Regions from separate parts of the Mus musculus genome. Here region 1 is linked to region 2. A link is a loop called in an ENCODE intact Hi-C map of the cell type or tissue named here. Cell type or tissue: left cerebral cortex. All regions are shown on one strand. Links, peaks and the distances in the headings refer to the core of each region. The heading gives the core; the rest is flanking DNA. Region 1 has its middle 180 kb from the start of Scn7a. Region 2 overlaps Xirp2 (xin actin-binding repeat containing 2).

Evidence for each region. Hi-C counts contacts between places; a loop is a spot of excess contacts. Peaks named below come from ENCODE experiments on the same cell type or tissue, not always from the same donor. Only the 100,000 strongest peaks of a DNase experiment are listed, where the experiment ranks them.
Region 1: a loop joins it to region 2, with 7 times the contacts of the local background. A loop is called at or near these places in 17 of 42 quality-filtered maps.

What each region holds. Positions count from the first base shown.
Region 1 is chr2:66,952,142-66,968,874 of GRCm38, reverse strand. No RefSeq gene overlaps it. Among named protein-coding and RNA genes, the nearest start is that of Scn7a, 180 kb to the right of the region's middle. In left cerebral cortex, for the core only: a CTCF peak has its summit at 6,577 (motif pointing left); a DNase peak (open chromatin) is centred at 6,573.
Region 2 is chr2:67,468,649-67,485,381 of GRCm38, reverse strand. It overlaps Xirp2 (xin actin-binding repeat containing 2), which reads right to left. Exons shown (of 9, transcript NM_001024618.2): 2 at 8,516-8,664; 3 at 2,999-3,136. The coding sequence starts at 8,572. Among named protein-coding and RNA genes, the nearest start is that of Xirp2, 31 kb to the right of the region's middle. In left cerebral cortex, for the core only: a CTCF peak has its summit at 7,409 (motif pointing right); a DNase peak (open chromatin) is centred at 7,421.

The DNA.
Region 1 (16,733 bases), core at 2,767-10,766, 520 kb after region 2:
TTGAGCTAACAGAACATGGCCTAGAGGACTGACTAATTGGAGTTAAGAAAAGCCAAGATGGAATGTAATAAGTAATAAGTAGTAACTTGAAGTTATCAGTAGGAGGTCAATTCTAACAGCATGGATGATATGTGGTTGCTCAGTTATTGTGCTGCTTAGTGCATATTAAAATATAGAGGCTATGTGGGTGTCTTTCATTCAGGAACATAAATGGTTAAAGGCAGGAAGGAACAGCAGGAAGGATTTTTTTTTAATTGGGTATTTATTTCATTTACATTTCCAATGCTATCCCAAAAGTCCCCTACACACTCACCAGTACCCTCCTGGAGCTCTTGTCTCTAGGTGCATATGAATCAGAAAATGGCCTAGTCAGCCATCAGTGGAAAGAGAGGCCCATTAGTCGTGCAAACTTTATATGCCTCAGTACAGGGGAACGACAGCACCAAGATTTATTCAACTTTTTTTTTTTACAACATCCTCTTTATCCATAGGAGCTATAAGGTGCAAAAGTAGACTGGCATATAGACGATAGATAGATAGATAGATAGATAGATAGATAGATAGATAGATAGATAGATAAATGGAACATTAGGAATGACCAGATGACTTTTTTGAGAAAGAACATTCCAAACAATATAGAATGTCCAATCTAGAATATGGTAGGAACACATTACCCACAAATAGAGTGAGAACTGCACTAACAGCATGCTCCATGATTCCTTTAGAAACTAAAAAATGTTCAAAAATTTGTATCTCTGATTAGCAATTGTCTATTTGGCCGACATGGGTAATAAAATTATAAAAATTATAAAGTTCAATGACATCTTCTAGAAATCTTAAAGGCCCCATATCGTAATAATGTGATCACTCAACTCTAGACTAGGTACTAGATTTCTACTTGCTACCTGTAGTCCTAGGTGGCAATCTGAGCATGATTACATAGTAACTAAAAGGACCAGCACTTATCACAGATTTATACATTGATCTAAATGCAGCCCAGGTGACAATTGCCTTGTTCAACACAACAAGAATTAGTATGTACTCTCTTTTTATCTTTCACAATAGTAAAAATTTCCTTCAGAGCAAAAAGGTAAAATAAAATAAAGGCTTTACAACCTCAGTAAATCAAATCTAGTAGCACAATAAAAATATTGCATACCATGATTAAATTGGGATGTAGCCAGACAGTAATGGCACCCATTTTTAAGGTAAATCTTCCATCAATTAACCTAATCAGGATAAGTTCCCACAAGCATGACCACAGGCAAACTTCATTTAGTTCATGCCTTACAAGTGTGCCTGGAGGTTTGTCTCCTAGGTGATTCCAGATCCTGTCAAATTGTAAATTAACACTAACCATCACAACTCCGCCTCTTGTTAACTGGGAACTCAAATCATCATCTTACAATAACCTTCTGCTCATTTCCCCATGATGTCATGGCTTCTAGTAACACAAAAATACCTTCAGTCTTATTTCAGAAGAGCCCAAATACTTAAAGATTCCTGGCAATGCTTAAAATTCAAAACTCCATGTTTCCTTTGAGATCAAAGCAGTACCTTATATGTGAGCATTAGAAGAGAAACACAAATAAGATGCTTTAATAAAATATTGGTATTTTAAATCAAAGGATAAATATTCCTACTTTAAAGGGAATAGCAAGGAAAAAATCAGACAAAAGCCGGAATAAAAAGCTGGGATGCTGAAAGTTCCTGTTATGCATCTGGAACTAGTGATGGTATTGTTAGGGTTCCAAATACTTGAAGAACTCAACTACCCCTCCAACTCCACAACATGCATAGCCTCTCTTAAGCATCCATCACTCCATGCCTACAGCTTTCCTCAGAGAATGTTCATAGTCCTGACATCTCCAACATCCTGAGGTCTCCATTGCTTGACTTTCACAGCTTTATTAGATGACTCATCAGGCTCCTGATAGGAACTTTTCATTTTTTTAAGTCTTTAGTGTCCTAATGATTTGGACTATCATTTCCTTATAGTGTAGTTAAGTTGAGTAGAAAAGAAGTAGTGACTTCTCTTGGTACTATTGAAGCCTGCTTCCCTGGCATAACTGTAGCCATTTTGCCTCATGCACCACAAGCCACTTCATATTACTGCTGACATTGAATATAGCTTGACTGCTGACACAGAAAAATAACTAGGCTCAGAACAGGATCAAGTTGACCACATATCCTGTTATGTTTTGAGGTTTGTTCTTGGAAATTCCAACTGCAGCCTTTACTTAGGACCAGTCAAATTAAACTTCAGACTGGACTGGTATTTCTAAAAATACCAAAACACTTGAGAAAAAGCAATCCAACCCCACAACCATCCCTGCACCTGCATGTGAGCTAATTGTGGGTTTTGCCTATAGAAACTAGCCCTGGGAAATGTTTGAGGTTGCAGTCTCAGCTCTTCAGTCTAGACTGCATCCCTGATAGATCAATCTTGGGGTGTGCATTCAATACACCATCTTTTTGTTTGAGACCAGAGTCTGTGTGGTCTGTGGGTGACTCCTAGATCCCAACATGTAGGGGGATCATCTGGGATCATACCCTACACTCTATCACCCCTCAGTTATTGAGGTGTGGACACCACCAAGCCAGCTGGTCCCTCTGTGAGGAGCTAACTTTCTTTTTCTTGGTTTGTCTTGGCTTGACCTTGTTTCTGGTCTGGTCTAGACCTCTGTTGATGCCTCCCTCCAAAAATAGAGAAACTGGACACACCATTGCTCTTCAAGTCAGGAGAGAGGGTTCAATTATAAACTACCCCTTCTGACTTGGGCAGGTCTCATTGGAGATGTCTAACCTACAGTGCTGGGTCTGTCTTTGAAATTTGGTTTTGTATTTGTCTTCCAGTTAAGTTTTTTTTCTCATCTTTTTTCCTATGGGAAAATCCTCTTCTACGCTAGACATGCCTCTTGAGATGATTCAAGAAACTGTAAGGATTTTCAGAAGGCTGCCACCATTTTGGCTGACCAAGTCATTCGAGGGCAACTTCATACCCTCTGTGAATTTGAATGGCCTTCTTTGGCACTGGCAGGCTGGATGAGGGTTCCCCTGACTCATCCATCCTTGTCTTCATATAGGCCACAGCTCTCAGGCATCTGGGACCTTGGCAGGTTCCCTGTGTCATGGCATGACATATTCTTATACCAGATAAGAGACACAGAGCTTTTATATTTATAATAAGCCTTAATTAGGACAAGAGCTGGCTAATTATCTATCATCTACATCGTTAGGTCCTATTTCCTTATCCATAATCCCAAGTTATAATTTGCCATGTTCTGTCTGGTCTACTCTTAACTTCAATTGGACAGCCCTCATGGCTATGCTTTTATGACTCACCTAATCCATGGTGTTTTACTTCTTCCCACCTCTGCCTCTTTCCTTCATGGTTCTTCTCAGACCTGGAAATGCCAAACCCTGCTTATCTCAACTCTGCTTAGCTATAGGCTGTAGGCATCTTTATTCATCAATCAGGGATAACTTGGGGAGCAAGGTCATATGCTGTCACTTGGGTCTACCTGCAGATTCTCTTGTTAATGAGTACTTGAGGGTACAACATTTAGCATTTCAATACAGAGCAAAAGACCAAACCTCAACAATTCCCCTTTTTTTAGTCTAATAAAAGGCTCTTTTACCTCTTAGATATAAAATAAATATGACTATAGCAATTTTAAAAACTATAAGGCATGTTATACCTTTATAATGTCCAATCCATTTATATTGGCAACTTAAATAACATATTTTATCCTCTATCCTATCTTAGTTAGTTTAGAGCTCTGTACCTAAATCATTTTCTGTCCTAATCTGTATTATTAAACTAAAAACATTTTCTTAGGCTTAGATCATCTTTTGAAATCCTAAATAATTTAAGATTATAGTAAGACTATGACTATTTTTCAACCCCATAGAAGACCTGGGAAGAAATAAATATTATTTGAGTATGAAGGAAGAGCAGAAATACAGCTTCCAAAGTTTACAGAAGAAGCAGAGACAGCTGCAGCTGACTGCCTGGTCAGTCCCCAATATTCTTTATAACACTGGAGCATCTATCTTTAGCCTTCTGGCCCAGAACATCTGACAGACCTTAAGTGAAGCAGGGATTATGAAGGATTCGCATACCTTGCCTTGGTGGAACTTAAGAGGTTAGTTTTTCCTTTTGCTATCATCTGGAAACTAGAGCTCCAGCCTTGTGCTAGACTTAAACCAATATGGTAAAACCTCATCCTGAGTCAGAACACTAGACCTTTGCAGGGAGGTCAAAGTTTTCCACAAGAGGTCATTCTACAGATGGACACCTACACTTCTTTATCAAAGCTATTTCATAGGTCCTTAAGAATTGTACAAGACTTGATGGCATTGGGGAAACTTACATATTCAAGTGTGAAAATGGAAAAATTGGAATAGTTTTAGTCTCAAGAAGAAATGTTCGCTGTAAAGATGCTTTGCTTTATCATTTTCTCAGTTACAGTGACTACATTGTGTCACTACAGTCAGGGCAGTGCAGAGAGCCTACAGTCTTTGACACTCTGTTTTGCTTTGTTTTTATCTCTTTAGCATTTAGCAGTATCTAATAGAACTACTCCTATAGCTCTAACTAAGGATTGTCTAAATTACTCATACAACTCTTTTGTGGATAAGAATAGTAGTAATAATAAAACAGTGTGTTTATTCAAATATCATGCCTAACTCCTAACACATTTGGTCCCAGACTCATCACTTCATCCCACAACATCCCTGTTACCTTATTTTCAAAAAGAGCAAAGTAGAAAATCCTACTTTTCAGAATGCACGAATATGTGCCATGGGACGAGTGTTCTTATTTTACCAGCTTGAGATATGTAAATTGCAACAGACAGCTAGGTAGAACATTTATCCTCTGAGTGTCTATGCCCGAGGAGTTTTCTTTTCTCCCATAGACATCAAGCAGAATCATTTACTATCTAAACTACAATTGCTTTTTGACTGAAGTCACTTCAATTCAGCATTTAAATCGTGTTGTGTTCTGTTTGTGTAAGCTTTCTCTCTACAACAAGGATCCTGAAGGGCAGGTGAATCCTCCAATGCATCGCTCCATGTACCTGAGATAATTAGTTCATTATGAAGCCCATAGCAGAAAGTCACCAGGTATTTGCTTAGTTAGGTAACATCACCAGCAGACAGCGGAGGAGAACACAGGTTTCCTCTTGATAATTCTCTGGCTGTTTCCTCAACAGTATAAACCCTCCCTGCCTGCAGCCTTTCCTGACTTGAGTCAAAACATTACTCAGATGGTGGCTGTTGTCAGCAGGATCATAATCACAACCCTCTGAGCCAAACACCAGGAGGTTAATAAAAGCTGTTTTTGGTGAGAAAACATCATGTTGTTCTTTGTCTACCAAATTTCTTAGCAGACCTCAAGAGCTCTCACTAGATGAAGACTATAAAGAAGATTTCTATTTGTAATGCAGTTGTCTCATAACTAGACTTTTTGTTAGTCCTGTGGTCTGAGGAATAGACTGATAAGAGAACATTCCTAAAGATGCTTTTACTGGATTTGCTGTTCTTGACATACACTGAACCTGTTTGTATTAATGACAGGAGGGAAAAAAGTCTTGTTTCCTCTGCCTGTTACCTTTTTCAGCTTATTGCAACTGTCAAACTTAAGATAATGAATATTTTCTAAGTTAGAGGGGTAGAAAAATCCCTACAGCTGTGGATGCTGCTTGTATGATTCAGTGCAATATCTCTTCCACTAAAACAATACACCTGACTTTGTTGAGCATCCTTTATTGTCACACAGAACAAACTCACATACCTTCACCGGGTGAACGAACAGTAGATTCTTCTGAGATTGGCCCAGTTTGACGTTGATAGAGTGCCACAATGATAGGATTTCGATTGGTTAGTGTCTGTGATGACAAAAGATAAAGGCTAAAGACATTGAGAAGGAGCAGAGAAGTAAGAGAGAGAGAGAGAGAGAGAGAGAGAGAGAGAGAGAGAGAGAGAGAGAGAGAGAAAGAAAGAAAGAAAGAAAGAAAGAAAGAAAGAAGGAAAGAAAGAAAGGAGAGAGGGAGGCAGGGAGGGAGGGAGGGAGGGAGAAAGGAAGACTGATTCACGACACAGATTGCCCTGTTTGCATTGATTGTTAAGCATAGCTGCCATTTTTTAAATGTATAATCCCATCGCACAGGAAGTGATGATTCTGGCATATTATACTATGATTCTAGCATAGCAATAACCTGAACACATACCCAAATTAAAATAAAACAAAACATGCCTATATCCTTCATCTTCCTTACTTTTAGAAACTCAGTTTAAATTTCAAACTGTTTACTCAATAGGCTGTATTTTCGCTGCAAGAAGAGCCTAAGTGATCTTTTTCTCTACACCTGCAATGATTATGAAGCCTAACAGCGGTAGCTCAAAATAGGTAGAATAAATAGAGTTTCTTGAGCCTCTCGGACCCTCTATATTTAATCTTAAGCAACCTGTACAAAAGAACTGTCACCTGCCACACAAGCCACACTCAAACTGGATCAGATTACCCTGATATTCTTGCTCTCTAACAAGGTGTCACGGTCTATGCGTTGCTGCCCTCTGCTGGTAATATGTGAAGCAGCAAAAAGAAAATGGGGAAAGGTGTTTATCTTACAAAAAGTTTGTACAGACATTTATATGGAAAATAAATATCGATACTGGCTAACATTTTAAGGACTCTAGGAGCGGAATGGGTTTGCAACCCCATAGGAAGAACAACAATATCAACGAACCAGAACCCCCATAGCTCCCAGGGACTAAACCACCAACCAAAGAGTACGGGGTGGGGGTGGGGGGCACCCATGGCTCCAGCTGGATATGTAGCAGAGGATTGCCTTATCTGGCATCACTGAGAGGGGGGCCCCTAGGTCCTGTGGAGGTTTGATGGCCCAGGATAGGGGAACACTAGGTCACTCAGGCAGGAGTGGGTGGGTAGGTGGGGGAGCACCCTTACAGAAGCAGGGAATAGGGGGCTTGTGAACAGAAAACTGGGAAGGGGGATAACATTTGAAATGTAAATAAATAAAATAGTCAATTAAAAATGAAAAAATATTCTTCATTTTACAGGTGTTTGCAATAGTGCAGTTCTTATGTAGCAGTATACTGGAAAAATTAATGTAATAATTAATATTTTGTCGATATATCAAAATGTTTGACACTTTATATTGTCATGTTAAATTTTAGAATTTATGTAATTTATTTTGAGGGAATGTCACAAGCAAAGCAAAGATTATATCTTCATAATATTCCCAGAATATACTGATATATTGCATTTAACTGTATTTTCGTACTAGAGTTGCTGTAATTAAGTTGTTGGTTAGACACTCATAAAATTTAGTCATAATTGCAATAATTTCTCTTTGGCATTCCTTATAACTACAAGGTAAAATAAATCTGTGAAATTTTGCTCTTATATAAAGTGTCCATTAGAGGACATTTAAAATATTATTAAATGAATTATCTTTCCTCAGTGTTACTGAATTAATATAGATAAAGAATGAATTGGTAGGGTTAATTTTTACATGAAGAATACAAAATTAAACGGTAGGAAATCACAATGGTCTTAGTGGAATTTTAGTCACTATATTAATTATTTGTAATAAAACCAAATTAATCTCGGAAGACTCTTAACACACTTAATTTCAACTAAGAAAATACCTTTGTTCAAATGCATACAAGAAATTCTTTCAAAAGTCCAACTAATTGGTAGTGACTATAAGTGTATAGAGTCCATAGTCTTAAGTTTGAGGCATAGCACCTTAGAGTAGGAGTCTAAGCCATTTGATTCAGGAGCTGTGATGTATATTTAATACACACACACACACACACACACACACACACACACACACACACCAGGTCAAAAATTTGAATTTATGTTTAAACTACTTTTGATTCTTTTGTAATTGTCCTTTTTATTTCCTCAGATGAAGGGATAGGAAAAGAACTGTACCCAAGATGTGGGCTGAAACCAGAGAGTTTCCTTCTCTGTTCTAACTATTCCTAGGCTGAGGCCTGGAAGCTTCTAGCCTCCATATGATCTTCCAAACTACCTAATTCAATCCTCTTTCTCTCAGCTTCTGATTGAATTGCTTTGTCTGGCCTCATAATAACATTGGTAATATGATTTAATCTAGCTCTTTCTCATTCTCCATCTCATTTTGTTTCTGTCCTCATTTGTATCTAGCTTGTTCTCTCTGCAACCTCTTTCAGTAAAACAGCCACACATACCACTCACAGCCACACACAGCCACACACAGCCACACACAGCCACACACACACACACACACACACACACACACACACCACCACCACCACCACCACCACCACTCCCTCTTCCCCTCTCCCTCCCCTCTCCCTCCCCCCTCCCTCCCCCCTCCATCCTCTTCAGCAGCCTCTCTTCTCCTGTGAGTTGGATTTATCCTATCTCTGACCCACTCTGTCCAATATCTGGTGGTTGCTCTGTCTGCCCCTCAATAAGAGGTCACTTTCAAACATGCTGCTTCCTTCTACAAACTAACCTTACCTTCATTGTTAGGGATGAAAGGTGTGCACTAAGGGCGTGTCTATACTACATTGTTAGGGATGAAAGGTGTGCACTAAGGGCGTGTCTATACTACATTGTTAGGGATGAAAGGTGTGCACTAAGGGCGTGTCTATACTACATTGTTAGGGATGAAAGGTGTGCACTAAGGGCGTGTCTACACTACAGCCAGGTGCTACTGCAATCCAGAGTATGTCTGCATTCCAGTAGAGTCATATCTTTGGATGCAATACCTTATCAGAGCAGCCTTGTTGCTAGATTAAAATTCTTCTACATTCCTTGGGGGAAAAAATAAACCATCTAAAAAGCAATATAGGTTTCCTACTAGGCATCTGAACTATTTTGATCCTTAGCATCTACTTTCAAATCAAACTTTTATCTAAACTACCAAGTTCCTATACACTATTGAGAGACATTAGCTGAAGATCAAAAAAAGTACATCATATTCCATGTGAAATATAGCAGAAAAAGCCCAAACAAACAAACGTAAGCATTAGATCTCATCATGATTACATGTCTACAGGGGATTTTACTCCGGTTTGGTACCTGTGGAACAGCACTTTTGAATTGAAGGGCTTGGTTTCTGCCTTCACTGTGTCACTTCTGTATCCTCCAAAAAGCTACTTTTTCAGTTATTGCTTTCTCCTTCAGCATGATCCCATAATGTAGAAATGACCGATTAAAAAATATTAATAATCAGAAGAAAATAATTTTCAGAGGGGTTCCATATGAAGCATTGTATGACCATGACTTGACAGAGCCCTCACATACAGCTATGAAGTAAGAACTATCCAGAGAGAATCACCACAAGAGCAGGCAATACCAGAACTCAAGGCAGATATTGATACTGTAGACTTTAATAACATTGTTTCTCTGCGGTAGCCATTACTGTATCCCGTCTTCTCATTGTATAGCTTCAGGGGATAGAATGAATATATGTATATAAATATGTATGTATATGTATATATATATATATATATATATATATATATATATATATATATATATATATGGAGGGAGAGAGAACTTAGGACTTCTGTATTATGTAATATCCCATGTTTTCCATACAGCCTAATCATTTATTAATTGAAGATTATGTCTGAGGTGTGGGCTGCTGTAATAAAGTAAAAGAAAAAGATACAAATTTTTCTATGAATGCATGTAATTTACTGTGGTCAGTTAAGTGAGAAGCAATCAAACAAAACAAAACAAGACAAAAGAAACAAACAAGCAAACAAACAAAAACCATGAAACAAGCTTTGTAAGAGGGAGAGAAATGTAAGGGTCCAAACCAACACCATGGGAACTTTCAGTATGGTGTGGAAGATAAAAGGCATTGTCGACTTGTAAAGGTTTTGTTTCATCTCTTTGGAGTCCTTTGCTTTGAAGATCCCCTTCTTTGCAGAATAGATTTGGCTGTTGTGGTCACAAAGGGTATGGGTTCATACCTAAAAGAAAACAATACCTTTATTATCCAGATTAAAGGACACACATGGTATGTACTCAGTTATAAGTGAATATTAGCCATAACATACAGAATAACCATGCTATAATCAACAGACCCAAAGAAGCCAAATAACAAGGAGGGTCCAAGGGAGAATAGTTGAATCTTTCTCAGAAGAGGAAACAAAAATAGGTATCAGAAGTTGATGGAAGGATGTAACTGGGTGGAAGAGAGGATATGAAATTGGGGGGGAGCACATGTAGGGAGAGTAGGGGAGAGAGAAGAGAGATTTGCAGGATTGGGAGATCAATCTTTAGGTTGTGCCAGAGGTTGTGGGGGTAACTCTAGCTAAGACTCCTAAGCATGGATCCTGACGTGACAACTTCCTTTAGCCAGGAAGAACTCTCAATGGAAGGATAAGGACAGAAACTAACTCACAAAACCTTCAACACAAAATGGGCCTTGTCTACAAGACATGAAGGGACAAAGATAATGAAGAGACTGAGGGAATGGCCATCCAGTGACTGCCTCAAATTGAGTCCCATCCCATAGGCAAGAATCAATCCCTGACACTTAATGATACTGTTACGCTTGCATAGAACCCATCAGTGCTAGTAGAAAATAACAGTTCGCTTTAATTTCTTGAATTCATACCTTTATAAGCATAAGGACAGAGACAGAAACAGAGACAGAGACAGAGACAGAGGAGACAGAGACAGAGAGGTGGGACATAAAAGGAATGGTACTTGCTTTCCATGAGATCTTCATGTTCTTCCAATTATATAAGCACAGTCAATTATAAAGACTTCAGTACAGCCAGAGAGGAGCACGAGAGAGTTCTACGCAACACAGGGATATCAAAGATAAAGTTACAAAGTAACATTTGCAGAACTGATTTGCAACCTGTGGATATTTATAGAATTACTACAGTTTCATTATCTGGTCCAGGTGGGAAGGATGGAAATGCATTAAGATTCATATAAAAGCTGATTGAGCACACTAGATGAAAGAGAGGGAGTATGAGGAAAAGCATCCCACAGAAGATGTAATGGTTTAATGTCCTTCAATTACATAGAAACACCTACAGATAGGAACTCAAATGAACGGTGACAAAGGCAAAGCTTTCTTCTTAGTTTGAACGTATTTTTTTTCTTTGACAAAATGTATTCAGCTAATAAATGGTTAATGGGAGAATAACTATGTATCACTTAGGCAAGAAGTAAGTAGGTGACAAAGTTTATCACTTGTCCCACCTCAGATATTTAAAAGATGTGCAAATTCACACAGAAGGTAGTTTTGAAGGTAGTTTCCTCAAAAAAAAAATTACATCAAGGCATAGGGGTGCACCCTTGTAATCTTGCACAAAGGAGTCCAAGGTATTAGAATAATAAGTGGATGCTAGCTTCTACCAATGGGACCTTGTCTTAAAGGGAGAAACACAATAGAAGAAAATTTCAAGCTATATCATCTTGATTTTCCAAACCAGTGTTTATTATTAGGAATAATTTTTTTTTACTATTACCATTTTTAATCTTTCCTCAAAGATCAGTTGTTATCCCCCCCCCCGACCCACCCTCTAAGATTTCCCCATCCCATTACTCCTCTCTCATCACCAAGAGGATGTCCCCATAACCCCACCCTCATATGCACACACCCCACCAGGCCTCCCCACTCCCTGAGGCCCCAAGTCTCTCAAGGGCTTGATGCGGTTTTTCTCACTGAAGTCAGACCAGGCACTCATCTCCTATATATATGTTGGGGGCCTCAGACCAGTCATTGTATGCAGCCTGGTTAGTGGCTCAGTGTCTGAAAGATCTGAAGGTCCAGGTTCTGGAGACTGCTGGTTTTCCCATAGGGTCTCCCTCCTCCTCAACCTCTTCCAGCCATTCCCCAATTCAACCCCAGGAGTTGCGGACTTCAGACCATTGACTGGGTGCAATTATCTGCCTCCATCTCAGCCAGCTGCTTGTTGGGTCTCTCAGGGCACCCATGCTAGACTCCTTTCTGTAGGTACACCACAGCATCAGTAATAGTGTCAGGTCCTGGAGACCCCCGTAACCCCTGAGTTGGGTCCCAATTTGGGACGGTCACTGGATCTCCTTTCCCCCAATCTCTTCTCTGTTTTTGTCCTTGCAGTTCTCCCAGACAGGAACAAGCCTGTGTCAGAGTTCCTGACCGTGGGATGGCAACGGCATCCCTCTACCCAATTCCCTGTCTTTCTACTGGAGGTGAACTCCACAAGCTCCCTCTTCCCACTTTTGGGCATCTCATCCAAGGTCCCTCCCTTTGAGTCTTGAGATTCTCTCACCTCCCAAGTATCTGCTACCTTCAAGACATCCCCAACCTCCCACCTCCCACCTTCCGAGGTTTTATGTTTCCATTCATTCTGCTGGTCCTCGGGGCTTAACTTCTGGTATTCCCCCTCTTCCAATGCCTGACCATGTTTCCCTTTTTCTCTGCCTCTACCCTTCTCCTCCCCCACCCAGTTTGCTCACTCCCTCTGCCCTCTGCTTTCTTCTCCCTCCCAAGTGGAATTGAAGCATCCTCACTTGGGCCATTTTGGCCTGTTTACCTTTTTGAGTTCTATGGATTGTGTCCTGGGTATTCTGTACTTTTTTGGCTAATATCAACTTATTAGTGACCACAAACCATTTTTGAAGATCATTTTGGTTCTGAGTTACTTCACTCAGGATGATATTTTCAAGTTCAATCCATTTGCCTGAAAAACTCAGGATATCCTTGTTCTTAATAGCTGAGTAGTATTGCATTGTGCAAACGAACCAAATTTTCTGTGTCCATTCTTCTGTTGTGGGACATCTGGGTTGTTTCCAGCTTCTGGCTATGACAAACAAGGCCACTATGAATATAGTGGAACATGTGCCCCTGTGGCATGGTGGGACATCTTTTGACTATATGCCCAGGAATGGTATAGCTGGGTCTCCAGGTAGATCTAGTTCCAATTTTTTGAGGAACCTCCAGATTGATTTCCAGAGTAGGTGTACAAGTTTGCAATCCCACTAGCAATGGAGGAGTGTTCCTCCCTCTGCATGTCCTCTCCAACCTGTGCTGTCACCTGAGTTTTTGATCTTAGCCATTCTGATTGGTGTGTTAGGTGGAATTTCAGGGTCATTTTGATTTGCATTTCTCTTATGACTAAGGACTTTGAACATTTCTTTTGGTGCTTCTCAGCCATTCAAGATTCCTGTTGTGAATTCTCTGTTTAGTTCTACATCTCATTCTTTGGTTGGGTTGTTTGGATTTTTGGAGGTTAGCTTCTTGAGTTCTTTATATATCTTGGATATTAGCCCTCTTTGAGTGTGGGATTAGTGAAGATATTTTTCCCAATCTGTAGGTTGCTGATTTGTCCTATTGACTATGTCCTTTGCCTTATAGAAGCTTTCCAGTTTCAGAATTTCCCACTTATCAATTCTTGATCTTGGAACCTGAGCCATTTGAGTGATGTTTAGGAAATTTTCCCCTGTGCCAATGAATCCAAGGCTCTTTCCCACTCCTCTTCTCTTAGATTGAGTGTATCTGGTTTTATGTTGAGGTTCTTGATCCACTTGAACTTGAGCTTTGTACAAGGTGCTAAATATGGGTCTTTTTTCATTTTCCTACATACCAACTTCCAATTAGACCAGCACTGTTTATTGAAGATGCTTTCTTTTTTCCATTGTATATTTTTGGTTTCTTTGTTAATGATCAAGTGTCCATAAGTGTGTCAAAGTCTCTGACCATTATTATAAATAATAGTATTATGTGACAAATTTTATTTAAATTCAGTAATATAGACTAAAGTTCTAATTTGAAGTATTGTACTTCTATTTACTTATTTGGGATTTATATGTGTCTCTGTGTTTTGTGTGTGTGTGTGTGTGTGTGTGTGTATGTGTGTGTGTGTGTGTGTGTGTGTGTGTGTGTGTGTGTATTTGTGTGCATATGTGTGGGTTTGTATGTGTGGCTCAATATGTGGTGTGTGTGTGTGTGTTGTGTGTGTATGTTCATATGTGTAGATCTGTATTGTGGGATTGTGGGACTGTGGGACTGTGTGTGTTTATATGTGCACACATGTATTGTAGGAAAGTATGGAAGACAGAAACCTGGTAGAAGTCAGTTCTCTTCTTCAACCTTGTAAACTCTGGAGATTAAGACTAGGTCATCAGGTAACAAACACCTTTACCTACTAAGCCATCTTCTCAACCCTAAGTAGAAATGTTAACTAAATAATCATAAAAGATTCTTGATCATTGACCAGTAACCCAACATAGTGAATTAATAGATTAGACTTATAAAATACACATTTTTGCAGCTTATGAGATGAGAACAATGTGTTACTAGGCTCTAGTAATTATGGACTAAGTTGTTTGGCTTTAGGCTCTAGTTTCAAAGCAACTCTTCTCTTGCTTTATTTAAACTAAAAAAATATAGATGTTTTACAACTCATTTTTCTCATTTATATTTTTTACTTATTTACTATGTCATTCACTGGCAATTGAGCATTAATTCTATACAAAGACTTTGGTAAAAGGAAGATGAAGAAGAAAAAGAAGAAGAGTTTTCTGGGAAATTGTCCTATAGATTCTCAAAGTGGTTGTACTATTTTCCCCTTCCACAGGCTATGGAGGAGTGCTTCCCTTGTGCCATACTTTTGCCAGAATGTGCTGTGTTTTATGTTAGCCATTCTGACAGGTATAATATGGTATCTAAGAGTTATTTAGGGAGGAAAAAAAAACAAATAGCTAAAACAATTCCATACAGTAAAAGAACTTCTATAAGTATCATCATCCCTGATTTCAAAATGAAATATAGAGTAATAGTAATAAAAATTACATGGTATTGGTATAAAAGCAGACAGGTTGATCAATGGAATTATGCACTCGATTTTTGACAAAGAAGCCATTATACAAAGGTAAAAGAAAGCATTTTAAACAAATGGTGCTAGTCTAACTGGATGTCTGCATGTAGAAGGATGTAAATAGATTCATATATATCACCCTGAACAAAACTCAAGTCCAAGTGGGCCAACATAAAACCAGATACATTAAACATGATTAAAGAGAAAGTGGGGAAAATCTTAAATGCATTAGCCCAAGAATCAACTTCCTGAACAGAACATTAATTGTATAGACACTAAGATCAACAATCAAGATCTTCACCTACCCCATATTTAACAGAGGGATAATATTCAAAATATATTTAAAGGAAAAAAAACTAGAATCAACAAACCAAATAATCTAATTAAAATCAGGGCACACTTTGGTCTTCCTTGTTCTTGAGTTTCATGTGTTTTACAAATTGTATCTTGGGTATTCTAAGTTTCTGGGCTAATATCTACTTATAAGTGAGTGCATATCTTGAGTGTTCTTTTGTGATTGGGTTACCTCACTCAGGATGATATCCTCCAGATCCTTTTGCCTAAGAATTTCATGAACTCATTGTTTTTAAAAGCTGAGTAGTACTCCATTGTGTAAACACCCATAGAAGTTGTTACAGAGACAAAGTTCGGAGCTGAGATGGAAGGAAGGACCATCCAGAGACTGCCCTACCTGGGGACCCATCCCATAAACAACCACCAAACCCAGACACTAATGCATATGCCAGCAAGATTTTGCTGACAGGACCCTGATATACCTATATCTTATGAGGCTATGCCAGTGCCTGGCAAATACAGAAGTGGATGCTCACAGTCATCTATTGGATGGAACACAGGGCCCACAATGAAGCTAGAGAAAGTACCCAAGGAGCTAAAGGGGTCTGCAACCGTATAGGAGGAACAACAATATGAACTAACCAGTACCCCCAACCCCCAGAGCTTGTGTCTCTAGTTGCATATGTAGCAGAGGATAGTCTAGTCATCCATCAATCTCAGGAGAGGCCCTTGGTCTAGTGAAGATCATATGCCCCAGAACAGGGGAATGCCAGGGCCAGAAAGCAGGTGTGGGTGGTTTGGGGAGCAGGGCAGAGGGAGGGTATAGGGGACTTTCGGGATAGCATTTGAAATGTAAATGAAGAAAATGTCTAATAAAAAAATTCTTTTTGAAAAGATCTCCCAAAAAATGAAATACAAATAACATTATATTTAAAAATTTTTAAAATTAGTTAAAAAATAACGGGGTACAAATCTAAACATAGAATTCTCAACAGAGGAATCACAAGTGGTCAATAAGCACTTAAAACACTGTTCTACGTCCTTAGCCATCAGGGAAATAAAAATCAAAATGACCTTGACTTTTTTTTTTAATTATTCAATCCAGGATCATAGCTCGTATAATAATGCAACTCATGATGTGTAGTGTTTCTACTTAAATTAACCTAATAAAGACAATTCCCCATTGGTATGCAAGAGGATGACTTAATCTAGATAATGTCTCACAGGAATTCCAGGAGGCTAACCTAACCTAGATCATTCTGGGCACGCATGCACAAGGACTTATATCTAAGATTTGTTAAGATCTTAGCAAACTGTTAGTCAATATTCACCATCACAAGAGTCTTGACTCATTAGTGAATCACATCTATTCTACTTTACATTATCCCCTATTAATTACTGCTTTTCCCCATTTTATGATGACACGACTATATTATAAAAACAACTTCATAAGTTATTTCCTTCTCTTGAGATACTTACTTTTTTCCAATTCATAGCTTTCCAAATATATTCTAAAAATTTTGCTTTTATGTATTGGTACATCTCATTATATTCCTCTAAAGTCTTCAATGTTTATT
Region 2 (16,733 bases), core at 3,775-11,774:
GATTGGACTTAATTATTGCAACTAATGAAAACATTACTAACAGTGAAATTAAATATTGTCAGAAATCCAACACAAATGTTCTTTATTTTTCACCCTAATTAAATCGGTTTCTCAATTAATAATAGTTACTGCATGTCACCAAATTAAATGTATTTGACCAAAGGAGGACATCAGGGAGCTAGGTATCGAGTACTTGCAATAAGCCAAAGTATTGCTAATGCTAACTGAGCCAACAATGTCTTATATAAGGACAGAACTAACGATCTGTTTATTGTCTTTCATCCCTGGGGATAGAAGAACACATGTTTAAGATGCATTTAGGCTGTTTTATAAAGCTTAAAGTGGATATCTAAGACAGTTTTCACTTTCTCCTCTAAAACCAAATTTGACATTTATCTCATGTTTCTCATCAAGATTTAAATCAACGCCTTTTGTTTTTTAAAGGTAGAAGTGATTTATTTCATTGTCTCCCAGAATTTTATATGTGATGGACAATCAATGCTGCTTCCTAGTTTAATCCTACTTGTGATTGCCATATATTATAAAGTGCATTGTGGTGGCTTAGATGTGTTTATCACTAGGAAACTGTTAGACATTTTTACTATAGCTAAATGTGGTTAGTGAAACTGAAGCTTAGACAGGTAACTAGATCTGAATATTCTGTGTGTGGTTTTTATTGCTTTCATGTGCTTTGTTATTTCACAGCACAAAGCACAAATGTATCTCTGTAGTAACTCACAAAAAGCACACAGAAGTCTTCTGCATTGTTTCCTTTGGTTTCCACAGGATGTAAGGTCCATTGATAAACATATGCTGAGAATGTCTATATAGGTAAATAGTAAATGGCCAGTAAGTAAGCCAGTTACTATACTCTGGCCACAAAAATTTGTTCAATGATAAAAGGCTGTCCTCTACTCAAAGGCAGGATGTTGAAGGCTGCCTACTTCAATTCCCTCCATCCCTTTCTCCTCTCTCTCTCTCTCTCTCTCTCTCTCTCTCTCTCTCTCTCTCTCTCTCTCTCTCTGTGTGTGTGTGTGTGTGTGTGTGTGTGTGTGTGTGCACCTGTCTGTGTGTGTGTAGCTTTCTTCATGTGTGTGCAGTGCCTATGGAAGCCAGAAGGGGATAAGTCCGAGGAACTGGAGAGTACATTGTGTTATGATGTCCATGTAAAAACAGTATATACTTTTCAACACTGATCTACCCCACTTCAAGCCATAGGCTTTGTTTTAATCTGTATGGATATCGATTTATTTTTGTAAATAAACCTGGGACATATGCTATAATAATCTTGATTTTATAAATAAAGAAAGGAAGTCACCAAGAAGTTAAAGACATTGCTGTTATATAGATAACAAAAAGGATGGAAGCAAGAACCATGATCCTTCTCTAATATCTGTGCCCTGACCACTTCAGAGAGGCCATACTTTGCCAACTTTCCAGTTACTAACACATCATTTGTTTTTTTAAACTTTTGCAAACACTTAATTAATGATTAGGGAACAGTACGAGTCAGTATTCATACACCATACCTGAAACCAACTAGTCATCTGTGAAACAAGACTTGGGTGAATCGTGGATTAATTTTATGCTTCCAGATGTGAGTACAACTCCACAATAATATAGATATTCAGATAAAATGAAAACTTGGGGTTATTTGTTCAAAAGCAATTGGAAATTTCAGAATAGAGAATATACTGTTAAACTAAGCACAAGGCCCTCCTAATTAGGGTGGAAAAGTCTTCTGCAACTGCAAAGGGCAGGGGCCAATGAGGGTGGCTCTAAATGTAACCCCTTCAGTAGGTGAGTGTTAGACGTTGGACTGAGCTCTGACATGGGTCACAAAGCCTGTGATCTGGGCACATAATGTACTTTACCCAATAATAAAGTAATTATAGACATAGTCTTGCTTCTGTGAGGAGTTAGTTATTCAAGTTATTAACATAGTTATATTTTATGTTTTGATATCTTTCAGTTAAATGCACTGTCTACACTTGAGTCACTCTGTTTCCTGTGTTCCAATAGTTGTACACGAGATCACGAGTACATCATGCCTTACTGCCTTGTTCACACTCTATCCCCTTAAGCATCATTAGAAAGAATTGCTCCCATAAACATATTTAGTTAAGTATATTACAGTTTCACCAGATAAAGCTATAACTGGAAAACTATTGTTAAGGTATTGGACTTTCAATTATTTCACCTGACACCTTAACTACTTGCCTCACATAGCACTCAACTGGTTCATATTTATAAAATTTATTTAGCTCTGCATTTTCTCCAGGGTTTAGAAAATAAAACACACCCTCTTTGTTTCTTACTGCAAAATTTTATATCCCAGTTACTTCCTTCCTCATGGGAAACAAAGGCCTACAGTACAGCTGTTTACACTAAACTTGTGAATTTTCTGAGTGACAAGGTCTGTCTGATGCATTTTATGACTTGGGTTTTCACATTTAAAAACCATTATATCTCATGAAAATATTTGATGATGTATGATACTGAAGTAATGAAGTGGGAAAGTTTTATACACCAGAAGTCAAATTATGTGCTTTTATGTAACATCTGGGTTCTATTGCTTAACGTTTGATGATTAAAGAAAACAAGATAAAACTCCCCACAACAAACTCTGAATAATGCTACATATTCCAGTGATGCAAACAGCTAGCAAATAGTTTGTCTTGAATCACAACCAAGAAGTAGAGGCTGCATGCAAACACTGCTCTCAGCATTTCTATTTACTTGTTGAGTAAGTTATACTACTTAACTTTCATTTATGTCTGGAACGTAAGACTCTGGAAGAGAACATTCTAGCACAGCTCACATGGCAAAATATTCTAAGTAAACCAACACATCAATATGCTTAAACGATTTTCTAAATGATCATTTTTTTTTAAATGAGCAGTGGAAATTATTCTATCACCAGAGAGGGAGTGTTTCTACATTGGTGAAAGCAAAATTCAACTCTAAGTTGTTTGCATATCACCCGCAGAGGCGTTACCTGCTCAGCTCTGCTCTCATGTCGGTACTGATACTCAGAAAAGGCGTTGCAGGTTGAAGTCATTTTATCCTTCTCAAATTGTCTTTTCATCTTGGCTAAACCACCAGGCACGGTGCACACATCTGATTCTTCCATGACCTATGGTGATTTAAGAAGGTAATTCAGGGTTTCACCTGCAGATATGGTATGCTTGGGCTACTCTTTCATTATACTTGGCAATCCTTTGTGGGTAGAGCACAAAAAAGAGATATTAACACAAAAACCATTGCCATAGCTTTCCACTAAAACTAAACTTTCCTGTTGTTTTTGCCACTTACCAGATGTTTTATATATTGTGCCTTGAAAACACTGACTGAGTAAAATCACCCTGTTTAAGACACATTTTGATGTCTAGATTAGACTGAATGTTGTATTAATCCAATAATATGGAGGATGACTGGTGGGCATGAAAATAACGAAATAAATTATAACTCAAAGTAAAGCTGTCATTGATGTTTCAAACATCTGTACAGGCAGCAGACACGTTATCATGAATAATTATAAGAATCATTTTTAGTAACACCAAATTTTATTTCAGCTATTTTGGACACACCAAATAAAGGGTCTTATGTAAAACTGCTTGAAACTGTCAGTAAAAACAGCCACTTATGGAGGTACCTCCATAAGTGGCAGGGCAGTTTGCATACGTTCATATACATACTCCATCAGGTCATGCTTTGTGGTATCCTGTGAGCCACAGACATCAATGTTCTACATTTTAATCTAAAGAGCCTGAGATTGAGAGATGTGAAACATCTTATGTCCTCATGTGCAGGCCATTAAGTGACGGTATTAAATCTGTCTGTCTGAATCTTAATCTGAATGACACCTGTCTGTCTCAATTGCTAGCTCTACGAATAGGCAGGTAAAACAGCTACCGTTCACCAGAACTGTCGTGTCTCAATTCTGCTTTGAGCACTGGCATGTCAGGACCAAGCGGCAGGAACAGGAGATTTGAATAGAAGGACATATTTTCAGATGAGAAAACTGATCTCAGCACATAGTTTGGGAATGAACTTGCAAGGCACCAAGGAACCTTGCCAGTTCACACAGGGCTCACAGGGACATGCAACAGAACCTAGGGCTTTGGTCTTGATGACTCCACCACTTCCTTAGCCCAGCAGGCACTCAAGCCCAGATGGGATGCCAGGGGACAAGCAACATGAGCCATGCAAGTCCTTTGCCTGGGAAGCTTCTAGAGGATGGAGACTCCGTGGCATTTCACACCACAGCAGGACTCCTGAGGTCTGCACCAGTGCTGATATAAATAGCCCAGGGAGTGCAGCACAGGGGTCACAGGGATCCTGATGGACAATGTCACATCTAAAAGAATCTGGGTACCCGAGGGTCTGAAATCTTCAACCAAAATATGGGGGTTCTTAAAAGGTTTTAAGAAATACACGTGTCTCAGGAACTGATACAAAAGCACTAGTCTGAGCTCATGTGGAGTTATGTGAGCTCCCGTCAAACACTGCAGTGTTTGCATTACCATAGCAACTTCCTCTCTGGCTTCATGCGTTCTCAATCATTCCACAATGGATTTGCTCAATGGGAAGAGATACAGTTGCCTACTTTCTATGTATTCCATATATACTTTGCAGTTCTTCAGAACTTTACATGTAATTCCCACTCAATTACTGACATTATTCCTGACATTTGTTATCTGTTAATGACACGAGGGAGTTTGGGATCCATTTTTAAAATTTTAGAAAGTAAAGGAACAGAAGTGTCAATTATGGCCACAATATTTCCTTGAACCCTACCTGCCATTTATTTGGAATAAATGTCCTCCTTAGATAGAGCATATGTAAGCAAAATATAAGTTTTAAATTAAATGAATTAATGTATTTATTGTCAAGATCTTTCATATGTAAAAAAGTTAGAAGTAATGGAAAATCAAATGCAAATTAATTTTTTAAACCTCATCATTATTATTGTGTCAAAAACTGGATACTCTTCCAGTAATCGTTTATTCAAAGAAGTACCAACTGTACAGCTTGCCTCTTACCTACCACATGGGTTGAAACAGAGCTATATGCATCCCTCTCCTTTGACATCTGCTTTGGGAGCAGACATATCACACATACAGAAGTAAAGACAGCTGCTGGGACTTCATGATCTTATAAACCGTGCTACCTCTGCTATTGTTGGTGCCACGGTGACACACTGTAGCTGTTTGCCAAACTAAGTCAGATAGATCTCCCCCATGGAGGATAAAAATGGTGCTTAGGTAGCCTTCTTATAGAGAAGGTCCACCCAAATGAGATGGCAGCACATGCAGTTTGTGGCCATGGCTGGAGTGGCACCTGCTCACAGGGTCATTCCAGTGTTCTCGCTTTGCTTAGCACCATGCTCAGAATGCTGCCGCTAATCGGTGTTACTTTTATTGACCTCATCACTAGACTGGTTTGTGCTAAATCTTTTTATACTTACTTGTATTCCATTTCTCAGGTCTGGGCTGGGAAATAAGATCTGGAATTTAATGGATGTGTCGATAATAATGAGTTAATCTAAATGCTCAACAGTTAAACCTAGGTAAATATATTACACGGTCATCAATTTAAGATGTAAGTCCTAATCAATGACATAGAATGGCTTTTTGGGGGGCGGGCAGGACTAACAAGAAACAACATAGTTTGGGAAGTTGGACAAATGGTGATTTTAGTGCTAGTTCTGATTAAAGCGTATCACAGAGCAACATTTATTTTTACAAATTTATGGACTGTGTTAAAAAAGATAAAGAGAACAAAGTCACACTGTAGGGTCTGGCATTTAATTTGTTACTCTATACATATTACTCCCCTCTCTCTTCTTGGGCTGCTCACAGGCTACTCCTATTCCATGAGCACCACATGTATGTAGAGTCACCATTGCCAGCTGGCAGTTAACATGAGAGGACACTGTTGGTCACTGTAAGGTGTTCAAGCAAGTCTGAGACATATTGGAGTCAGTTTGGGTTAAATTTGTGACTTCCAGATTCTCTACTTGCAATGTTTGTGGCAGCTGTGTAGAGAGTCACAAGTGGCCTTATTGAGCTAAGTGGTGAAGAATTTGATAAACACCGAAAAACAAGAGTGTTATTTTACTTTTATTTCTATATTTACTGGGATTTTTGTGAGCTCAGGATTGCAGTATTTTCTTGTTCATAATATTTGAGACAAATTGAGTATGATAGTTTGAGGGCCATAATAGTCTCTTCTATGAAAAAGGAACTTTAAATATAGTTAAGAAAGCATTGGTATCATGAATCTCAAAATTTAATTTTATAATTGTGCAATCCTTTGAAAATAATTTCACTAAATTCTATGTCTATAATTTGTCTATAAAAATCTTCATATAGAAGATTTTTCTCACCAGTCCTAATTTCTGTCGTTTATTGAATAGGATTATTAAATTATTCATATCCATTTTATTTACTTATTTATTTATTTTATACCAACAGAATAAAGACTAAGTAAGACATTTAATAGCCTCCAGATACCACAGTCCATGCGACGTTAATCAAACCCAACACCTCATTCTTTACAACTTATGAATCGGGGGGCAGAACTATTTCCGGTTTACAGTGAGATCTGAGTTAAATCTTGAAGGCAGGCTGGGTTGTTTCACCTCATTTGTGATAACTATGATAAAAACCATTGGATGTATATGGACATTAGAAATTATTCTGATTCAAAGCATATTGTTTGAAAAGAAAAACAAAACATCAAAATGGTGGAAATATGCTTCATTTCACTAAATTCTTGATAGATTGTTTTCCAAGAACAAACAGTTGGTTTACCACTACCAAAAAATTTCTTCTTGTTAGATTTTAAAGGTCACAGCATTTCTTTCTTTGTAATATTTTATATTTTGCCAATTTGAAGGTGCAAACCCCACAATGAGCAGAAAATAATCACACACAGAGGACACCAGGGTAATGTCTATTCTCCTAACAGCTAGGCAATGGTAGCCAGTAGAATAAATACAAAAGAGCTCAATAATAACTAAACAGAATTAACATCGTCTATAGGACCGTTGTTGATTACTAGAAACTTTTTGTCCTAAAAGTGGGATGTGTGCCCACTTTAAACATTTACTTTTTATTTTTTTAATTTTTTAATTTTTAGCACGTTAGAAATACAAATCATATCATGGTACTAATCTGTTTTATGACATTATCCACTTATGGGAAATGATCTACGTCTTCCTAAAGTAACACCATTGTTTACTCAATAGCAAGCATTGAATGAGGCATTTTTTCGTCTTAGAAAAAGTCTGGTAGCTTGCAAATCAGTCTTTTGGTTGTTGTCCTCTTTATTTTATACATTATGATGATGGCTGTTTTCCTAGTAATTTAGAACGACCTTGTAGTCACGTCTTTAAATCTCCAGCAGGGGGCGCTCACTAAGAAGACTAGCTGGAAGCAGTATTGAGCTGATAATGTTTGTGAAGTGGTCTAGTTACTCATGTCACTTCTCTACCTCATTCCAAATCTATGCGCTATCTAAAATGTATTTTAATGACTATGTAAAAACTTAAATGTCATCTGCAATTGCAGGACGGTTAATGAATTTGGCACAGTGAGCCTTGCCTCTAAATAATTTGTAAATGTTGAGTAGCTATTTTTAAATCTTACCTTTGGGATTCTCTCTGTTTGTGTGTGTGTGTGTCTATCTGTGTGTCTGTCTGTCTGTGTGTGTCTGTCTGTCTGTCTCTCTCTCTCTCACACACACACACGACTAAATTGGGGATTACAATCATAAAGGAATGTTCTTATATTTCATTAAGTTGAAGGACATAGATTATAGAATCCTACAAATTCTTTTGAACATCGCTTATTATGAGTTGGTGCTAAAATTGGTGATCTTTCTGAATCTCAGAGTTTCTCATAATCATAATTGGTTTAGTAAAGTGCCTGCATTGATAATCTCTCTCATTTCTGTGTTGATTAAGCTTCTCCTAATGGATTCAGCACATACCGAGAAAAGCAAAAGAAATTATAATGCAAGAGAATTTAAATGAATGATACACACGACCAAGGAGGGCAGCACATAAGCCCACATTATTAAGATTTGAAATGAATTCTCAACCTTCCTGAGGAGAATAGCTATAGGTTAATTGGTAATGATGACAATATCAACACATTTACGGAGTGCCTCCTGCCTTCCACATAAATTATCTCCTTGGTTCTTCCCCAAGACCCCTATGTGGTAGATAATTATTCCCATTCCTCAGTGCATAAAACTGAAGGTCTGGGAGCGGTCAAGAGAATAACTCCGGTTCATGCAACCATCAAACAGCACAACCGAGGCTTCAAGTCAGAAGTTCTCAATTAGATTTCCGTTTTAATTTTGTTTGCTGTAAAAAAATATCCCAGAGCCTAGTATTTGTTTTTGTTTTTAAACTATTTAACTGTTTTGATTTTCAACTAGTACTATTCTGGTTTTTCAAAAGTAAGCAAGAAGACAGACAGCATACATGGCCAGAGGTACTTACATTAGCCGAGAAGCTGCGGGTGTCACCCCGTGAAACAGCTGCCTGGTACCTTGCCATCCTCTCCTTCAGGGACAGCGCCTCCAGGAGATCCGACTGGTCCTCACTCCCAGCAGTACTGACGTCTCCGGGCTTAGTAAGGTTAAAGGTCACTGAAAACAAACGTAGCATTTTCAGATAGGTGTCAGTGTGAGAAGAAAATAGCATCAACTTATGAACAGCGGCGGCTTCTAGAGTCCTTGGTCTCCAAACCTGAACTGTAAAGTCTCATCCCACTTACAAAGTTTCTCTGCTAGTTTCTTTTCTCCAGAGTTCCAGGACAAAGTTAAATGTGCATACCAAAGGATATACTCAAAACAAAAACAAAAACAACAACAAAAATCATTATTGTTCATCTATTCTACTTTTGAAGTTAGCATGGTGAGAAATGGTGACTTATTAACACAGTGTAATCTAATAATTAACATTCTTCAATCATTATATGTTGCATTCATGCTAAACACTACAGAAACATCTCAATGGTTTCTCTAGCAACCTTGTGGATAGATGCTATTTCCTAAAGTTTACATGAGTGAAAAGAAAAATACATAGTAGTTAAAACAACAACAACCAACAACAACCACAAACATCAACACAAAACTTCCCCAGGATCACAAAATTCCTAAGGGGCAGGTTTGAATACAGTTGGAATATTAGCAAGTGAAAATTTGTTCTTTGTGTTTTTCCTTACACTCAACCAAGAAGGAGGTACATGTAGCTACAAAGAAAGGGTGCAGATTATAGATGCTTTCCTTTTATTCCGAGGCAGATATTACATAAGAAACAACAACAGTATCACTAGGAACAGCTTCATCTGTCATGCATATCAATGGGTTTGGCCTTTTTTTCCTACTAAACCATTTGCCCAACATAGAAAACTTGGACTCCGGGGTACCAGAGCAAAGAACCAATTACGAGTTTACAGAATGGTGGTAGCCTGAAGCCAAAGGATCCTTGTGACTAATCCAATCTAAGCACATCCTTAGACAAAAGACAACACGCACCTCAGTATTCCCTTCCAGTGAAAGGGACATAAGGGCTCTCATAGCTATGTGACTACATACTGTTAGATAGTTCACATATGCTAGAACTGGTTTTAAAGCTAGGTTTTCTTATCTAATCTAGTGGCTTTCTGCTACCACTTTGCTAGTTGGTTTACTATTCTTTTGAAACTGAATGTATGTCTGGGGTTGGGGGGGGGGCCTGGAGAGATAGCTCAGTGGCTAAGAGCACTGGCTGCTCTTCTAGGGGTCTTGAGTTAAATTTCAGCAACCATATGGCTCACAACCATCTGCAATTGAATCTGATGCCCTCTTCTGGTGTGTCAGCAACAACATGCTCATATGCCCATATGCATAAATAAATAAATACATCTTAAAATAAAGAAAATGTGTGTCTCTGTGTGTGAACACATATGTGCATATGCATTCATGTGTGTGTCTATAAATGTGTGAGTATGTACTCACCACCTGGCCATGGACCCCAAGCTTGTCTCTTTTAGAGCTTGTAGCTTCTGGGACAACTAAAGTATGTATCTTTGGCATCTTTTATTAGATAGGTTGATTTAGTATAATCACTTTGGACCAAGACTAGATCACTCCATCAATAACATGTCACTCCACTTCCTTCTTTCCCATTTCTCCTCAGCCTCCACACTAAGATACTTAATTGGGTTCTTCACTTTTAATTTTTTGGGGTGTCTTCAAGATTTATTTACACAATCGCTGATAAGAACAACTTCTGTGGCTCAAAAATAGTTAAAACAACTGGCATTTCAACTCCCTGTGTAGGTGTTTGTGATTTCTTATTCAAGTAAAGAATTAATATGTTTAATAAATTAATTAATAAAATTAATAACATGGTATTTTGTTTACCATGTTACAAGATATAAACTATAGGGTATCAAGAAGTTCTATTCTATAAGCACTGTGATTGACTGCAGTACACTGATGTATTCTCAAATATCAGCTGTCTTGAAATTTAACTGCCATCCAAAATTTGATTTATACAAGTGTGCAATGTTTCTGCGAAAAATGATTCCTACAAATCACCATGCTAAAGTAGAGATATCCTAATTTTTCTGAGTGTATAATACATTTGCACAGATAGATTTGGCTATGTTCAATTGCACTGGTCTCACCTCATTGTGATATCACTAAACATTCTTCATAATAAATATAAATAGTATCTTTTATAATAGTCAAAAATTTCACCTATTTGTGGTCGATCTTAGCCTAACCTAGCTTGTTTATTTTTGCTAAAATTTACTGAGTGTTTACAGATGAATTTTTCAATTCTTGTCGTATTTCAACTCCTAGAAAAATGTTCAAAGTTATTATTAAAGCAATCAGTGGCCTGAGTGCTCTGAGTTGCCCAGTGGCCTTTTAAGCAGTGAAGGCACCGCTGCATTTTTGATGTATTTTCCAATCTTTCTTGCCATTGCTCATAAGCAACTGCATATTCAGCTCTGGGCGTGGAATATAAAAATCACAGTGAGCAAACAGAAAACCACATTGCTTGCCAATCTTCTAAGTCAACACCTGCCAGTTTCCTCACGGGGCAACAAAATGTTGCTCCCTCCCTTTTCCTTTTGCAAGGCACCAGGTACTCTTAAAGTGGTGCTGATCACATCTAACACAGGCCTTCAGCCTTGACCAGACAGGTGTTTCCTTAGGGATGTGTAGGGAAGAAGAGAGGAGAGTGAGCTGTAAGGACCCTGAGTGGGTGAGACAGAGTCTGGAGAAGAGCACAAACGAATTTAGAATGTTTTCCAAAGCAGAAGGTAATGAAAGAACAAATAAGTTTGTCGTCACATAGTGCCTATGGAAAAGTAAAAAATGATTATGATTGCTGTAAACAAGCTGAAAGGTTTAAGTGTCCTGTGAAGAAGAGGAAACCCCAAATATTGAAATGAGCCCCGTTAGGAAGCCTCGTAAGTACTAACATCACACCCACACGCACACACACACACTATTGTTAGATGTTTTCTGTCCATTGGCTTTAGAGGTGATTCATTGTACAGGACAGTAAAGCCTCATCCAAGGATGATGGTGGGTCCCCTGCTGTTCCCAGCGCTAACTAATCTTACTGCTCTGCTTAGAATCCATCATACTCTGAATACACCCAGTTTCCTTTATTGCTTATGCCAATCCAATTGCCAATTAATTAACACATTAATTCTTTATGTGACACAATAAACTACATAAAAAAGAACACACAGAATAACTTTGAAAGAAAATTAAATATTAAAAAATAAAATCTGTCATGAAGACAACTATCAGACACTGAAGACAAGAAGGCCTTTCATTAAGTGTTCTGTTTGTCTTAGAAAAAAAGATGTAAATGATCTCTTCTGTAATATAATGCATTTCATAATACATAAAATTCAGGTCATCATGTCCATTCTTGCTTTATTGCCTCACAAAATATCATGGGACTCGAGGTTACACATAAGCTTTACTTCTACAAGTTTGGGAAATAAGCAAACCCAACTGACATTCTGTTCCCAGGGCACAGGAAAGCATTATATCTGTCTCTACTGAGAGTTCACATTTGCAGCAGTTTTTAAAAGTACACTGGTACAATATTTAAACTCAGAGGATTCTTGGCCAATTATTCACACCGAAACAATTGGTTAAAGAAGATTGTGTTTTTACCAATCTTAGGTTCCTTGGAGGTGATACAATAATGAATCTTAGTTGCCAGACACGAAATACAATAAGGAAAAAAATCAACGAAATCATTTCAACCTGGGTTTTCTCCTACTTTCATGAGTCTCTGGTCAAAGGTAGAGTACATAGCGGTATGATGTGACTTTCATTAATAATCACCCCAAAGGGGTCATTCCCGTATGTGGTATGAATTTTTGTCACTTAGCTGTCCAGAGAGTTTCCAGTTTGGAATTAAACAGTTTTTATCCATTACATTTTAGAATAAAAACAAAAAGTGACAAGCATGTCTTATCAGAAATTATTTTCACCATATTAAAAGTTGCAAATTCAGTCCAAATATCTTTATACAGTAGCAATGTGAATTAAAGGCCAGCAGCCTGATACATAAATTCAGGGTCAATGTGCTACTCAGTAATGCTGCCAGAATCATAAAATGTCTGCACATAAAATGCCCAATGTGGCAGGGTTCACAGGGACAAGTGCTTTGTCACTGTCTCTTTTATAAAGCCAGACTTCTTGTCAGCATGTTTTCTAGATGTAATACTTCTTATTGCTTTTGAAATATTGCAGGCATATTCTCAAACCATAGCTCTGGAAAAAGTATTACAGAAGTGATGAGTGCATAATAAAGCAATAGATTCTATGGGTTGAAATACAAGCACCAGACGTTAGACACTTTTAAACTGGCTTATTTACATATAACTGAAACTTATGTGACTCATACCCCTCCCCTATACAACACGGATGATGGAAAAGTGTATACTATATTTAAATGTCACAATGAAAACTGTTATTGTAGACAACTGGTATCAATATTCACTAATATGAAAGCAGGTTTGAGAGAACAAAAACCTTATAGAGTGTAATGGAAAATATTTGAACTTTTTATTTCAGTGACCTGTTAGCTAGTGTGTAGGTTGGGAGACTGGTGTAAGTCAAGCCAAACTCAGCAGAGAGATCAAGGTGAAATCAAAAGACAAGAAAACTTCTCAGAGACTTGAGAAAAACATAAGCAGTATGACAGTGCTAAGGCAGGTTATAGATCGAAAATGAGTGACATGTTAGCTATAGCATGAAAGCAGATGACAGGCGTAGAGAACAGAGGGAAATCTAAGCTATACACACTACATGGTAAGATATAGTAGGGGAAATATGTGGTTGAAAAGTTTCGATGTAAATGGAAATAGTTAACACAATCCAAAAGTTAACTTAATCAATACCATACACATTTATTGGTAACGATTGTGAAAATTTCAAGTTTATGATGCAATCAGAAATTTATAATTGTCCAGGAAAGGAACAGTAAGAGAGTCTGTGATTAAATAACAACATTCAGACACTCTTAGTGTCTGAAAAATATAATTACAGTTATAGTTATATAGTTATATAATTATGTAGTTATAGTTTATAAAATTTTCATCTATACACTAAACATGAAGAATTAGAGAACCACCTATTAACTAATGAAAATTAATTGTGTGATTACCTACAAAAATCAATGTAAATCTAAACTGATAATAATGAGGAAAAGAATAAAACCATCTATATTATCCATGTTAAAAGAAAAAAAAAGGCAAAAACAAGGAAAGGCCTCTTTAAATAGTACTTCCATGTGAAGATAGATGTAAAAGTAAATGTGTTAGTTATTGAATTAATAACAAACTTAATATTGAAACACTGAGTTTAAAAATAAACTCATAAGAAACAGACAATAAATCTAAAATGATTTAACAAGAAAAGTTTGGCTGAAATATATTAAATGCAAATAAAGAAAAGTGTTCTAAACTATATTCTTTGGAGGCAATGTCTTCATGGAAACGAATTATACAGAATAATTTAGAGATCCATCCTATTGATGAAATGCAGTACCTACCTAGTAACTGTGGACCTTTATGCTCATCATCACCAATAAGAAAAACAAAAGTTTAGGAAAGGGTGTCTAAAATTATTACCTATCATTTTTGTAAGAGTAAATTAAGAATACATGATTTTAATGATGTAACTAACAGGGCTTACTTCAGTTTATCTACATGAACATAGGGTGTCTTCGTTATTCTACATAGCTCTCATCTCCTGGGAGGAAGACATTTATAGCCCCAAATAGTAGTGTACACGTATAAAGTACATTGGAGCTTGCAGGCAGACATAAGCCTCCTGTGATGTCAGCAGGACCTTGCCAGGAACAGTATCTGAAATGCCTGCTATGTCATGTGTGTAAGAAGGAGATGCAGTAAGGATGCAACAGCATCAAGGCCAAGCAATCGTGTGGGGAAGTGTGGGCAGTGACTTTGAGGTCATCATTAAGAGATCTTCACTCCTCATCACACTGGAAATGAAGTGCAGGTTGGGTTGAAGAGTTAAATAATTTTAAGATGATGAAAATCTGTAGAAGACCAGGGTGCATTTTAAAATGGTTTCAATAGAATGTCCTGATATTAACAAACAAACAAAAAACCCACCTCAAACTACAACAACAAAACAATTATACAACGTTTATAGCGGGAAGAAAACTGGAACTGGATGTGGGAAATGCAAAAAAAAAAAAAAATCAAGATCAAATAGTTTAGACAGTTTGTAGGAGGAAAGAAAATTAGTGATGGAACTAATTTTCGAACAACCAATTCGATAAATAAATATCAATTTCAATAAAGATTGCCAACAAGCCAGGAAAATGCTAACATCATTGAACTATGAGAAAACTGATTTACAAGTGAAAACCAAGCACAGGCCAGCATAAAGTCAGACATTTTACTTAATATTCTTGCTCATGCTCTGAGGGTTAGACTATTTTTTACTTTTGTTTTTTCAGGGCAAGGAAACAAAGATACAGAAAGATTTAAAACTTCCTCCTTGTCACAGGGCAGATGAGCTGCACACATGGAGCAGTGGCTGGGAATGCTCGGCTAGTTCCCTGGCTTAGTCTCTCTTCCCGGTCATCTGTCAGGAAGCACTGTCCAGACAAGGCAGCTTCCAAACGCTGACACCATTGCATACACTAGCAAGATTTTATCGAAAGGACCCAGATGTAGCTGTCTCTTGTGAGACTATGCCGGGGCCTAGCAAACACAGAAGTGGATGCTCACAGTCAGTTAATGGATGGATCACACAGCCCCCAATGGAGGAGCTAGAGAAATTACCCAAGGAGCTGAAGGGGTCTGCAACCCTATAGGTGGAACAACATTATGAACTAACCAGTACCCTAGTCGGCCATCACTGGAAAGAGAGGCCCATTGGACACACAAACTGTATACGCCCCAGTACAGGGGAATGCCAGGGCCAAAAAGGGGGAGTGGGTGGGTAGGGGAGTGGGGGGGGGGAGGGTATGGGAGACTTTTGGGATAGCATTGGAAATGTAATTGAGGAAAATATGTAATAAAAAATATTAATTAAAAAAAAAGAAGAAGCTTCCCTAGTTAGCACTTGAAGGAAAAGTCAAGGACAGGTCTATGATGACTGGTATCAGTTATCAGTTTGACCATATCTGGACTCTACTAAAACCCAAGCAGCTAGGGAAATATTGAGAATTTTTTTCTTAGCTGGATCAGTTAGGTAGGAAAACCATCCTAAATCTGGGTTGTACTTTCTGGTGGTTGCTCAGATAAAAGGACACAGAAGAAAGGAGATTTGACTTTTATGCCTGTTTGTTTTCAGTCTCTATGGCATGTTCATGTGTTCTTTGATCGAGACGTTTCTTCTCTGTTATTAGAGCCCAAGTCACTGGGATTCTGACATATACTGGAGAGTAACTGAGCCATCCGGCCACATGGGCTGAATGTTAGATTCTTGACTTTTGTGAAGGAGATGGACAGTGTTGAAATAGCCAGACCACAGCCTGTAAGTCAATCTAATAAATTCCCTTTTAATACTTAAAAAAAATTTCATTCTATCCGTTCTGTTCTTCTACAGAACATTGACTGATACATTGAACTTCTGTTGTGAACTGGTTCATGTTCAGATGTCACGAAACATTTAACCAACACCTAAATGGCTTATGCCATGGTGATTATGACTCAAAAGAGACTCCGGGGTTCAGCAGCAAGTTAAACATTTTAGAAGGAAAACCCAACTTAAACTTTTTTCCTCTGAAATTTCTATAATGTCAACACTAAGAGTTTCAATTTAGTCCTAAGAATGTGATGGTGTCTCCCCCAGATCTCTGTACGGCCAAAGGGGTCTTAAAAACCACTTTCTTTAAAAAAAAATTATTAATCATTTTATTTACATTTCAAATGTTATTCCCCCTTCCCGGTCATTCCTCCATGCACCCCTACCCATCCCTGTCTCCTTGCCCTATCACTTTCAAAAAGGCAAGTTCTTTTACACTGACATAGCAGCTGCCTTGCTATTTATTCTGGATGTGTTACAAAGAAGTCAACTGTTTAGTACTCTGGAAATTGATTTAGAATTGAGTTGGGAAAGTGCTAAGCTAAATTCTATCAAATCTAAATATATGACCTATAACCAAGTTTGGATTTGTATGCAGAAAATGATCCATTAGACAGAGCATAGGT